Linked DNA regions of Homo sapiens: region 2 is linked to region 1. A link is a contact called in ENCODE Hi-C or POLR2A ChIA-PET data. All regions are on one chromosome and are shown on one strand. Each heading gives the region's core, a stretch centred on a gene start or an enhancer-like site at or near the end of the contact. The rest is flanking DNA. Distances are from core to core; before and after follow the strand shown.

Region 1 (6,548 bases), core at 2,652-5,151:
GTCAAGTTGACACCTAAAATTAACCATAACAGTCTCCATAACTAAAACATTAAGTGCTTGAAGGCAGAGACTATGACTTAAGTTTTTTCATATAATATAATTTAGTATGTCATACATGTTATGATAAGTACGTCCTCCAGAATAACATAGGTGGCTGGGTACCGTAGCCCACACCGGTAATCTCAGCATTTTGGGAGGCTGAGGTGGGAGGATTGGTTGAACTCGGAAATTCGAGACCAGTCTGGGCAATATCAGGAGACCCTGTCTCTACAAAAAAAACCTAAAAATTAGCTAGGTGTGGTGGCAAGCTCCTGTGTTCCCAGCTACTTGGAAGAGGATCACCTGAGCTCAGGAGGCGAGGCTGCAGTAAACTGTGATCACACCACTGCACTCTAGCCTGCGTGACAGAGTGAGACCCTGTCTCAAAAAAAGAAAAAGGCATTCTTTTCTCATAAGTCATATGTTAATTATGATGTAATTATAATGCAATTTATTATTACTGTCATTTGTTAAATTACATTTCTGCCTGAGCAATGCAAGCACACCCATTTAGCAAGACTTAAAGATCTCTTTTTTCTTTTCTTTTCTTTTTTTTTTTTTTTTAGACATTCTTGCTCCATCACCCAGGCTGGAGTGCAATGGCATGATCTGGGCTCACTGCAACCTCCACCTCCCAGGTTCCAGTGATTCTCCTGCCTCAGCCTCCCAAGTAGCTGGGATTACAGGCACCAGCCATCATGCCTGGCTAGTTTTTGTATTTTTGTAGAGATGGGGTTTCACCATTTTGGCCAGGCTGGTCTCGAACTCCTGACCTCAGTTGATCTACCTGCCTCTGCCTCCCAAATTGCTGGGATTATAAGCATGAGCCACTGCGCCGGCCAAGATTTTCTTTGGTATAAATGTAGGCAGGCCAGTTGCAGTGGCTCACACCTGTAATCCCAGCACTTTGGGAGGCCGAGGCAGGCAGATCACCTGAGGTCAGGAGTTCAAGACCAGCCTGGCCAGCATGGTAAAACCCTGTCTCTACTGAAAATACAAAAGTTAGCTGGATGTGGTGGCACATACCTGTAATCCCAGCTACATGGGCGGCTGAGGCATGAGAATTGCTTGAACCGGGAGACAGAGGTTGCATTGAGCTGAGATCGTGCCACTGCATTCCAGCCTGGATGACAGAGTGAGACTCTGTCTCAAAATTAATAAATAAAATAAATAAATTTAGGCAGAAATTGTATTGATACATACTGTAACTTTTCTTAATGCCCTAGGCCTTTGAAATTTTCAGGTTCACTCCACACCACTCTCTGTGTTTTATTTCATTATAAAAATTGTGTTTAATTGCTTCTGCAAAGCAAACATTTCAATGAAGAACTTTTACTAGGCATCAGCACTTTTTTTTTTTCTCTAGCATGCATTCTTCATTATCATCGTTGGTGTTAAAATGACAAACATGCAAACAAAAACAAACACACAACTATAGTAATATGTAGACTGCCCCGGGTGGAAATATATATTTGATACTCTTTCTGGCAACTTGCTTGGCAGGTGGGCAAGGAGAAAAGACTATCTTATTCTTTCTGCAGGAATCTGGAATATAAGTTCAAATTAAGTAATTCAGACCTATGTAGAAGCCACTTAAACTGGAAAGGAAATAATGGCATTTAAGAACCACTGTGCTGGCCAGGTGTGGTGGCTTACACTTGTAATCCCAGCACTTTGGGAGGCTGAGGCAGGCAGATCACTTGAGGTCAGGAGTTTGAGACCAGCCTGGCCAACATGGTGAAACCCTGTCTCTACTGAAAATACAAAAATTAGCCGAGTGTTTTGGCACGTGTCTGTAATCCCAGCTACGTGGGAGGCTGAGGCAGGAGAATTGCTTGAACCCGGGAGGCGGAGATTGCAGTGAGCCGAGAACACGCCACTGCATTCCAACCTGGGCGAAGAAGTGAGACTCCATCTCAAAAAAAAAAAAACACACACACAAAAAAACCACTGTGCAATGAGATGGGCCATGAGGACAAAAAACAAAGGAATGCCCTGGGTCTTGTGGATTTTTCCGGTTGATTTGGCTGTAACCTTAGATACCAAGGTTAAGACAAAACTACAGGTAATTGCCAATACATTTTCTATTATTGTGTTAATTTAACCTGTTGCCTAGATTCCTTAAATCTGTGTTACAGAGTGCAGTTGTTGATTCTGTTAAAGTACTGAGTAGCCTAATTCTAAGTTCGAGCAATTCATTGGAGAGAATTAATGCTGTGTTTACACTTCTAGAGTAGCCTTTCAAGTGAGCATTTAACAGAATACATCCCAAAGCAAGTTCATCTGATCCTGTTTTTTGTTGTTGTTTTTAGAGACGGAGACTCGCCCTGTCGCCCAGGCTGGAGTGCAGTAGCGTGATCTCGGCTCACTGCAACCTCCGCCTCCCGGGTTCAAGGAATTCTCCTGCCTCAGCCTCCAGAGTAGCTGGGACTACAGGCACATGCCGCCACTCCCAGCTAATTTTTTATTTTTTATTTTTATTTTTATTTTAGTAGAGACTGGGTTTCACCATGTTGCCCACGCTGGTCTCGAACTCCTGAGCTCAGGCAATCTGCCTGCCTCGGCCTCCCAAAGTGCTAGGATTACAGGTGTGAGCCACCATGCCTGACCGATTCTGTTTTATGTATGGTATTTAGAGAGTGAAAATCACTCCCCAGGGGTGTTGTGAGTAATTAGAAGGTAAGCATAAAGATAGAAAAAAATTATGACCCTTTATCCTAGAGTTATGCTCACTGTGTGACAGCGATGTGGTCTTACCACATTTGGCAGGGTCTTTTCGTTTCGTTTCGTTTCATTTCATTTCCTTGCCTTGCCTTGCCTTTCTTTTCTTTTTTCTTTTCTTTTCTTTCTTTCTTTTCTTTTCTTTCTTTCTTTCTTTTTTTTTTTTGAGACAGGATCTCGCTCTGTCGCCCAGGCTGGAGTGCATGGTGTGATTATGGCTCACTGCAACCTCTCCCTCCTAGGCACAAGCAATCTCCCGTCTCCTGAACTCAAGCCATCCTCCCACCTCAGCCTCCCGAGTAGTTGGGATTACAGGAACATGCCACTGCACCCGGCTAATTTTTGTATATTTTTTGTAGAGACGGGTTTCACCGTGTTGGTCAGGCTGGTCTCGACCTCCTGGGGTCAAGCGATCTGCCCGCCTCGGCCTCTCAAAGTGCTGGGATTACAGCCATGAGTCCCCGCTCCTGGCAGATTTGGCAGATTATTTAGGAGCTCTGACACCATTCGGTTCTCAAGAAGACGTTTTATTAGTTTCTTTTTATGTGTGTATGTATATACAATCCCCCTAGTTTTTGTTTAGTCTCACATCATCCTAAAGACATTTAAAAAAACCCTTGTAAACAAGTTGTATTAGCTTCCTTTTCCCCATTCCATAGAATTGTTTTAGTATGGATGCTGTACAAAGAGTTCATGCCTGGGGGACTAAAGGAAAGTTCTCAAGTTCTTTTAATTTTGATTTGCATCAAAAAGTCCGCTTAATTTCAGGTTTCACCTCCAGGAGTCAATCATTATGGACTTAAAGCTATAGTAACTTTTGAAGATCGTTTGTAATTCGCTGTCTTTGCTAGGTTTTCTTTTCTAAGCAGGCTCATTTCTGTAGTTCAGAAACTTAGCACCCACTAGTCGGGTACCCCTGGAGAGTCCTGGTACCGCCCACCTGGGGCGCCTACGAATCCTAGGCCTTTGCGTGTTGATGGACGGATTCGCGCTGCAAGAAGCCTCGCCGCTGTCACCACTGGGCATTGGCAATTGGTTCAGGGGGAACGGCGCGGAACCAATGGGAGCGGTGGCTCGGGAGAGACCTTGGAGCGCGCGGGAAAGAGACCAATATAAACTGTGGCGGGATAGTTTTCGGGTCCTTGTCCAGTGAAACACCCTCGGCTGGGAAGTCAGTTCGTTCTCTCCTCTCCTCTCTTCTTGTTTGAACATGGTGCGGACTAAAGCAGACAGTGTTCCAGGCACTTACAGAAAAGGTGAGGCGATCGAGTGTGGTACTGGAGGGCGGGGGGGTCCTCCCGGCAGCCTGGCCACGGGCGACAGACGCCAGAGGTCCCCCTGGGCCCTGTGCGCCAAACTCATCTAGCTAGCCAGGGAGTAGCCGCCTGGCCCCTTTACCTAGAAGAGGAAGTCGCAGGGGCAGGGTAAGGTTATCCTGCTGTTCTGGATCGCCAGGCTCTCCTCTCCAAGCTGCTGGGGTCCAGGACTCGGTGTCGGAACCCTCCTGCCCCTTCTGAACACCCTTTTTTGCCTCTCTTCACAGTGGTGGCTGCTCGAGCCCCCAGAAAGGTGCTTGGTTCTTCCACCTCTGCCACTAATTCGACATCAGTTTCATCGAGGAAAGGTAAGAAGAGCCCTCCTAAAGTTAGGGGATCAGTCCTGGCACCTGCAAGCCCCTGGCTTGCCATGAATTTCTTTTTCTTGAGGTACTCACGCCCGAATTTCTTCCTTGCCCTGTGATATAATAAGAGAGGCTGGGCCTTTTGGCCGGCTAGGGTAGAGGTGGGGGGGAGGTCTCATGGAAGGGAATTTCAAGCCTTGGAGTTAAGGACCGACACACCTTATCTTCAAGCCTATTTTTCTTTTCTTTTCTTTTTTTAGACAGGGCCTCTCTTTGTTGCTCAGGTTGGAGTGCAGTGGTGCAATCACTGGTCACTACATCCTCCACTTATGGGGCTTAAGCAATCCTCCCACCTCAGCCTCCAAAGTAGCTGGGGCTACAGGTACATGCCACCACGCCGGGCTTTTTTTTCTATTTTTTGTAGAGATGGGGGTCTCACTATGTTGCCTAAGCTGGTCTCAAACTCCTGGGCTCAAACAATCCTCCTACTGGGATTACAGGCATGAGCCACCACAGCCAGCCTATCAATTTTTGTTTTTTGGTTTAGTATTTTCCTTTTTCTTTCTCTTTCTTTTTTTGAGACAGAGTCTTGCACTGTTGCCCAGGCTGCAGTGCAACGGTGTGATCTTGGTTCACTGCAACCTCCGCCTCTCGGGTTCACACGATTCTCCTGCCTCTGCCTCCTGAGTAGCTGGGATTACAGGTGCACGCCACCACACCCAGCTAATTTTTTTGTATTTTTAGTAGAGATGGGGTTTCACTATGTTGGCCAGACTGATCTCAAACTCCTGACCTCATGATCTGCCTGCCTCAGCTTCCCAAAGTGATGGGAACACAGACGTGATCCACCACGCCCAGCTATTATTTTTCTTAATAATAACAGAGGCTATTTAAATATTGTTAGAGGCTATTTAAAAGCCCCCTTAGTAGATTAAGGGTTTGAACAATCGTTAACAGTGCTGAGTGCTCATTGCAATGTCTACTAAACTTTAATAAAAATGTTTTTGTTTTTGTTTGCTTGTTTTTCCTTTCTTCCTTACTCTTTTTTGTTTGTTTGTTTGTTTGAGTATGATGTCTGTGGGTTTTCTCCAACTTTGCAGCTCCTAATACTGTCTTTGGGAGAGTAGGAGTGAAACCCGGCAAAGGAAATAGCTTCACGCTGCTCCTTCTGTGCGTGGAGTAGATGAGAAAATGCCCTGCCATCTGGTGCCTCATTCCTTTCAGTAGGAAATTTGGCAGACAGGGAGATTAACGCTACAAGATTTAATTAAGAACATAAAGGTGAACACTGTTTAGGACTTCATGGGTTTTAAAGTCAATTCAAATTTCTCCCTATTATAAACATTTCATTAGAAAACATTTACTATTTCTATCTCTTCAGATAAAAGGAAATAGAAGTTGATGAATTTTTTTAGAGTAACTTATACCCTGTACCACTAGACTAAGTTTCTTTTTCTTTTCTTTTTTCTTTTTTTTTTTTGAGACAGGGTCTCACTCTGTTGCCCAGGCTTGAGTGCAGTGGTGCAATCACAGCTTACTGCAGATTTGACCCCAGGGTTCAAATGATCCTCCCACTTCAGGCTCTTCCCAAGTAGCTGGGACTGTAGGCGCATGCCACCACACGCCCGCCTAATTTTTGTGTTTTTTGTAGAGATGGGGTTTCATCACATTGCCCAGGCTGGTCTCGAACTCCTGGGCTGAAGCAATCCTCCCGCCTCAGCCTACCAAAGTGCTGGGATTACAGACGTGAGCCACCACGCCTGGCCTGATGAAATTTCATTAGAGCCGCATCTCATCGTCTGGTCCACTGTTGAATCACCAGAGCCAACTAAATAGGCCCTTACTGAATATATGTTGAATAAATGCATCCTTTAAGGCATTTTAAAAATCTCTATTTTTAATCCGAATAATTGGATGTATGAAATGGGTAATATCCTTATTTTAAAGATAAGGAAATTTAATATCTGGTTATATAACTTGATAAAGGTCACACAACTAAATCAGTGGAGTTGGGTTTGAACCTGTTGCTGCTATATTTTTTTTTTTTTCTGAGACACAGTCTCGCTCTGTCACCCAGGCTGGAGTGCAGTGGCATGAACTCGGCTCACTGCAACCTCCGCCTCCCGGGTTCAAGCAATTCTTCTGCCTCAGCCTCCTAAGTAGCTGG
Region 2 (6,548 bases), core at 3,008-5,507, 500 kb before region 1:
ATTACAGGCGTGAGCCACCGCGCCTGGCCTGGAGTCCTGATTTCAAACCATGAGTCCTTGTCGGGCTTCCAGATCTGCACACAGGAATGTAAGGGCCGCCCTTCATAAGAACAAGATAGCTGTCTTGTGTCCTCTCCCCCAGCCCTCTACCGCCAGCCTTTTTTCTGGCCAAAAGGCCCTTGGCCAGAATAGTCCTTTAACTATTCTTCTTACGACATTGTCTAATTATGATGATTAGACATAAGTATGAAGAAAAACATGCATTTTTTTTTTTTGAGACAAAGTCTCACTCTTGTCCCCCAGGCTAGAGTGCAATGGCACAATCTCAGCTCACTGCAACCTCCACCTCCAGGGTTCAAGCGATTCTCCTGTCTCAGCCTCCCCAGTAGCTGGGATTACAGGCACCTGCCACCATGCCCAGCTAATTTTTGTATTTTTAGTAGAGGCGGGGTTTCACCATGTTGGCCAGGCTGGTCTCAAACTCCTGACCTCGCGATCCACCCGCCTCGCCCTCCCAAAGTGCTGGGATTACAGTCGTGAGGCACCACGCCCGGCCAACATGCAGCTTTTAAGTTAAACAATGTATATGCCTTTTCTGGGGGAAGACTTTTCAACTGAGGAGCTGTGGGTTGCTCACTGTCCAGGGATGTCACAGAGTTGAATTTTATGCAATTAAGTGAAATAATCAGATCAGCACTCAACTTTCTGATGTGACTGGAAAATTGTCTTTAAAAAATCAAAATCTTTTTTTTTTTTTTTTTTTTTTGAGACAGAGCCTTGCTCTGTCACACCCAGGCTGGAGTCCAGTGGCGCAATCTTGGCTCACTGCAACCTCCACCTCCCCTGTTCAAGCAATTCTCCTGCCTCAGCCTCCCGAGTAGCCGGGACTACAGGCGCATGCACCACAATGCTCGGCTAATTTTTGTATTTTTAGTAGAAATGGGGTTTCACAATGTTGGCCAGGCTGGTCTCGAACTCCCGACCTCAGGTGATCCACCCGCCTCAGCCTCCCAAAGTGCTGGGATTACAGGCACGAGCCACTGTGCCCGGCTTTTTTTTGTTATTTTTTTGTTTTTGAGGCAGGGTCTCATGTCACCCAGCAGACTGGAGTGCAGTGGCACAATCATGGCCCACTGCAGCCTCAACCTCCTGGGCTCAAGGCAATCCTCTAACCCCAGTCCCCTGAGTAGCTGGGACTACAAGTGCATGCCACTATGCCTGGCTAATTTTTTATAATTTTTGGAGAGATGAGGTTTTGCCATGTTGCCCAGGCTGGTCTGAAACTCCTGGGCTAAAGTGATCCACCTGCTTTGGCCTCCCAAAGTGCTGGGATTATAGGAGTGAGCCACCGCACCCGGCCAAAATCCACATTTTTAAAATGTGGATATATCCTAAAATACTGCAGGGAAGACCTAGATCAGGGGTTCTTAACCTCTTTTGTGTGTGCCATGGCCTCCTTTGTCATCTGGTAAAAACTTGCAGACCCCTTCTCAGAATAATGTTCTGAAATGCACAAAATAAACTAGCATAGGCTTACAAAGAAAACCAGTTGTATTAAAATGTAGTCATCAAACAATTAAAAAAAATTTTTCGACATAGTACTAGATAGTGCTTCCTAATTAATGCCTGAAGATCAAGAGCTAATAATAGGTCCAATAACTGCTGTAATTTTGAAATAGTGATGAGTATAAACCATATTTTGAAATATCTTCAAAAACCGTTATATGATTTGAAAATATTTGTAATTGCTAGTGACATCATCACGAGTCCTGCTAATACTGCTGTGGTTTGTTGCCTACATTCATCGTTGAAGAGAATGCTAAAATTCAGGTAGAAATTAGTGAAAATAAAGATATATATTTTTTCTCTTCCAAATTTTTAGACTCCTTGAACTCTATCCTTTGATCTTTCGGGTTCCCTTAGATGCCAGATTAAGAACTCTTGTTCTAGTTCTATCTTATATTTTATAGCATGTATATGTAATTATATCCAACAATTACAACAAATACCACAATGCAAATGTATCCAGATTTTGTGGTTTTCAAAATCTGATTAAATTTACCAATAAATAAAGTGCCTGGCAGGTAGTAGGTCTCGATAAAGGGGTGTCTCTCTGCCCAGGGCCTGGGACTCCTGCTGTAGTTGCGCTGCTCATTCTTCTAGGGACGCCCACAGCCTGCTTGGCACTGGGCCAGGCCTTTCCCCACTGTTAGCAGCTTTTATGCCCCGATGCCACACTGCTGCCACTTGGCAGGTGAGAAATCACATTAGGTTTGGGGATATTTTGACTGCCCCTCAACCCTGGGAGGAGGGTGGCTTCATAGCCCAGCCTTGAAGAGCCCCAGGCTCTTTCCCCTAGGGCCCCAAGCTGCCTGCATCCCGGGAATCCCCTGGAAGCCCTTTGCGCCTGCTTCCCCTCTTGACTCATCTGAGGTCGGATGAGGAGCAGTCATGAGCCGCGTGACAAGGTCAGTGCTGACAGGCTCACAAGATGCCCTGAGCGCCTCCCAGGAGAGCTGGCAGGTCCTCAGAGCAGACAGGGCAGACAGATCCTAGAGGAGAAGTCCACTCCAGCCCCTCAGGCTTCAGAACAGGGCCGGAACAGAATTCAGGTTCTGGCTCCCAGAGCTCATCCTCCACCTCTCCCTGCTTCCAGGCTACCCTTTCCCCTGCCCAGATCCTCGATTCCCTGGGGAGTCCTGCTCCCCTCTAGCCAAGCTCTGCCATCCACCTCTTTCTTCAGAGCCTTTCCACCTCATCATCTGCCTTCTTATCAAAATCTGCCTGTTTTGTGTCCCATCAGCATCTGCTCCCAAGGCAACTCCCAGTTATCAGGGGTACATGCAATGTGGAGTAGAAAGACCTGTATTCAAGTGTGGGCTCTGATTGGCAGAGGAATTCCTCTGCCTCTCAGGGCCTCACTCAGTGTCCTCATCTATTCCATGGACACATTTAAATTGCTGCCCTAACTTTCATAGTTGTTATGAGGAGCAAACCCATTTTTCGCTGTGAAATCACTTTATAAACTGTAAAGCACTTTCATAGCTGTGATTTGGGACTCATGGCTGGCAAGTTGTTTGGCGTTTCACAATTATCAAGATCCCTCTGGGGAAATGATACAAAGGAATGGTTTTAGTGGTGGAGTTTCCAGCAGATAGGGAGATCCGTATAGCCAGAGGGCCCTGCCACATATTCCTACCTCCTCCCCTAAACCATGTCCCAAGACGTGGCCTTATAGGCAGTCTCGTCTTGAACATGCTGAGAGTTTGAAATGACCCCTCTGAACCTAACACAGGAAATTGACTGGGGAAGTGTTGGGGTTCATGCAGACTTGCTTCTGCTTTAGATGTGATTCACCCAGTTTGTCTTAGCCACAATTGTGGAGTCAGTCAAGAGAATGGTAGGAGGATGAAACATCTGTTTCTGAGGAAGAAAGCAAGCTAGGACAGGTAGATAGCCCACTGCAGGGGCAGAGCCTGTGGCTCACAGAGGGGCATTTTCGTTTTTTTTTTGTTTTTTTTTTTTGAGATAGGGTCTCACTCTGTCACCTAGGCTGGAGTGCAGTGGCATGATCTCGGCTCACTGCAACCTCTGCCTCCTGGGTTCAAGCAATTCTCATGCCTCAGCCTCCTGAGTAGCTGGGATCACAGTCACGTGCCACCACGCCCAGCTCATTTTTTTTGTACTTTTAGTAGAGACGGGGTTTCACCATGTTGGCCAGGCTGTTCTCCAACTCCTGACCTCAAGTGATCCACCCATCTTGGCCTCCCAAAGTGCTGGGATTACAGGTGTGAGCCACCGCGACTGGACATGGGAAGGCATTTTCAAACGCTTGCTTGGCTTGGGAGCCTGGAGTGTGACCTGCCAGAATCCTGCAGGGTTTAGCACCAGAAGGCTTGGATTCCATACCGCGCTCTGCCACACCCAAACTGTGTGCCCATGGGAGGTCACTGGCTGTCTGTGGGCCTAGGTTTTCTGTCTGTTACAGCTCTGCAGTAATTCCCAACTCAACAGGGTCTTATGAGGATTCATGGGCTCACAAGACACAGAAATGCCTACATTTATGTTGGGGAGTAAAGTGCCCAGCTGTGGCACTGCCACCCAGCCCAGCACATATCTAGGTTTCCGGAGTGTCTGTCTCCCCACTGGGCTGACTCTTGCAGAAGAGAGTCACATGCTGAGACCTGTGGGTGTTCACTCTGCACAGTGGCTAAACGAAGGGAGGGAGGGCAGTGTACCCGCAATCATCATTCCAGAGCTCATGCTGTGTCAGGGCCAGATGCCTGGTAAGTTCCCTTTCTGCCTGTGAGGCTGTGATAGTGTGTCTATGTTTGTGATGTTTTCAGATATTTCACTTAGTTTTCCCCTGTGGGGGTCACAGAATATTCCAGCCCTGGCCAGCCGTTGCCCCAGTGTCTGGGAGTGTTTCATCAGTGTCCTTTGCCCTTCTTTGGTGCCAGTCAGTTTGGTTCAAATCCCAGCTCTGAAATGCACTAGCTATAACCTTGGGCAAGTCACTCAACCACTCTAGTTAGATATACGTTCAGCTTGACATGAACATGTCAAATTGTTTTCTAAAGTAGTTGTGCCAATTTTTACTCCCAAAAACTGAGCAAAAGAGAGCTCATGGTCCATATCCTTTGTCCCCTTTGTACTGTCAAAGTGTTTAACTTTTTTTTTTTTGAGACAGATTTTTGCTCTTCTCACCCAGGCTGGAGTGCAATGGCACGATCTCAGCCTACTGCAACCTCTCCCTCCCGGGTTCAAGCTATTCTCCTGCCTCAGCCTCCTGAGTAGCTGGGATTACAGGTGCACACCACCATGCCCGGCTAATTTTTGTATTTTTAGTAAAGACAGGGTTTCACCATGTTGGCCAGGCTGGTCTCAAACTCCTGACCTCAGGTGACCCACCTGCCTCGGCCTCCCAAAGTGCTGGGATTACAGGCGTGAGCCACTGCACCCATCCCAAAGTGTTTAACTTTTGCCAACCAATGGATGTAAAATGATATTCACTATGGGGCTTATCTGCATTTCTCTGAATGTTAAGGAAGTTAAACATGTCTTCATGTTTATTAGCCAGACATGTTTTCTCTTCAGTGAAATGCCTATTCATATCTTTTGTTAATTTTCCTATTATAATTTTTAGCTTTTTGTTAATTGATTTGTAAAGAGTTTGCTCTGTCACGTAGGCAGGAGTACAGTGGTGAGATCATAGCTCACTGTAGCCTCGAACTCTCAGACTCAAGTGATCCTCCTGCCTTACCTTTTCGAGTAGCTAGGACTGCAGGCTCAAACCACCATGCCTGGGTTTGGGGGCTTTTTTTTTTTTTTTTGACACAGGGACTCGCTCTGTCACCCAGGCTGGAGTACGATGGCACAATCATGGCTGAGTGCAGCCTCGACTTTCCGGGCTCAAGTGATCCTCCCTCAGCCTCCCGAGTAGCTGGAACCACAAGCACGTGCCATCACGCCCAGCTAATTTTTGTATTTCTTGTAGAGATGACGTTTTGCTGTGTTACCCAGGCTGGTCTTGAATTCCTGGCTTCAAATGATCCTCCCACTTTGGCCTCCCAAAGTTCTGGGATTACAGGTATAGGCCACTGTGCCTGGCCTAAAGGTTTTAACTTTAACTTTTTGAGTTATTGATCCATCTAGAGTTGATTTTTTGTGGATAGTGTGAGGTAAAGATTTCTTTTTTCTTTTTCGAACGGGTAACCAAATTTCTAACTCTATTTATTGAATAGTCTAGGGCCACTTTTTAAAAATTTTCTGGAGCCAATCTTAACTGGGTCTTGAGGGGACAGGAGGAGGGTCTAGCTGAAATTTGACTGACACAGAATTCCCTATTAGACTGACCAAGGACTACCTGGGTCACATTCAATGAGTCTAGAGACAAAAGTAGTTCCCACCTGCCTCCGAGCTCAGCACTATTTTTATTTATTTATTTGTTTATTTATTTATTTTTTGAGACGGAGTCTCGCTCTGTTGCCCAGGCTGGAGTGCAGTGGCACGATCTCGGCTCACTGCAAGCTCCGCCTCCCAGGTTCACGCCATTCTCCTGCCTCAGCCTCCCAAGTAGCTGGGACTACAGGTACCCATCACCACGCCCGGCTAATTTTTTGTATTTTTAGTAGAGATGGGGTTTCACCATGTTAGCCAGGATGGTCTTGATCTTCTGACCTCATGATCTGCCTGCCTCGGCCTCCCAAAGTGCTGGGATTACAGGCGTGAGCCACCGCGCCCGGCCTATTTATTTGTTTATTTGAGACGGAGTTTCGCTCTTGTTGCCTAGGCTGGAGTGCAATGGCGCGATCTTGGCTCACTATAACCTCTGCCTCCCGGGTTCAAGTGATTCTCCTGCCTCAGCCTCCCAAGTAGCTGGATTACAGGCATGAGCCACCGCGCCTGGCCTGACTATTTTATTAATAGATGTAACTTATGTGTATGGCAAATAATAATAATTCAGATAGTACTGAAAAGTATCCAATTGTTGGTTGGGCGAAGTCACTCACACCTGTAATCTCTGCACTTTGGGAGGCCAAGGTGGG

What was found. A loop is a pair of places that touch in the nucleus more often than their neighbours do. ChIA-PET counts read pairs that join two places held with the same protein, here RNA polymerase II (POLR2A). Pooled maps may share reads with other maps.
Region 2: a loop to region 1 is called in a pooled map, with 3 times the contacts of the local background. The contact joins the enhancer-like site here to the promoter of PCLAF in region 1. A Hi-C loop is called at or near these places in 1 of 168 maps with a recorded cell type or tissue (naive thymus-derived CD4-positive, alpha-beta T cell), 10 of 37 single-sample maps with no recorded cell type and 12 of 50 pooled maps. POLR2A ChIA-PET finds 5 or more read pairs at or near these places in 11 of 52 experiments (CD4-positive, alpha-beta T cell, CD4-positive, alpha-beta memory T cell, CD8-positive, alpha-beta T cell and 7 more).

Annotation. Positions count from the first base shown.
Region 1 is chr15:64,378,794-64,385,341 of GRCh38, reverse strand. It overlaps PCLAF (PCNA clamp associated factor), which reads left to right and starts at 3,901. Exons shown (of 4, transcript NM_014736.6): 1 at 3,901-4,016; 2 at 4,304-4,384. The coding sequence starts at 3,971. RefSeq lists an enhancer at 3,730-4,240.
Region 2 is chr15:64,880,065-64,886,612 of GRCh38, reverse strand. No RefSeq gene overlaps it. Among named protein-coding and RNA genes, the nearest start is that of ANKDD1A, 29 kb to the left of the region's middle. RefSeq lists an enhancer at 2,336-2,555. Within about 2 kb of position 4,257, at least 20 of the 41 ENCODE cell types and tissues checked have a DNase peak (open chromatin) inside an H3K27ac peak, as active enhancers do; they include CD4-positive, alpha-beta T cell and CD8-positive, alpha-beta T cell, where a contact is called at or near this core.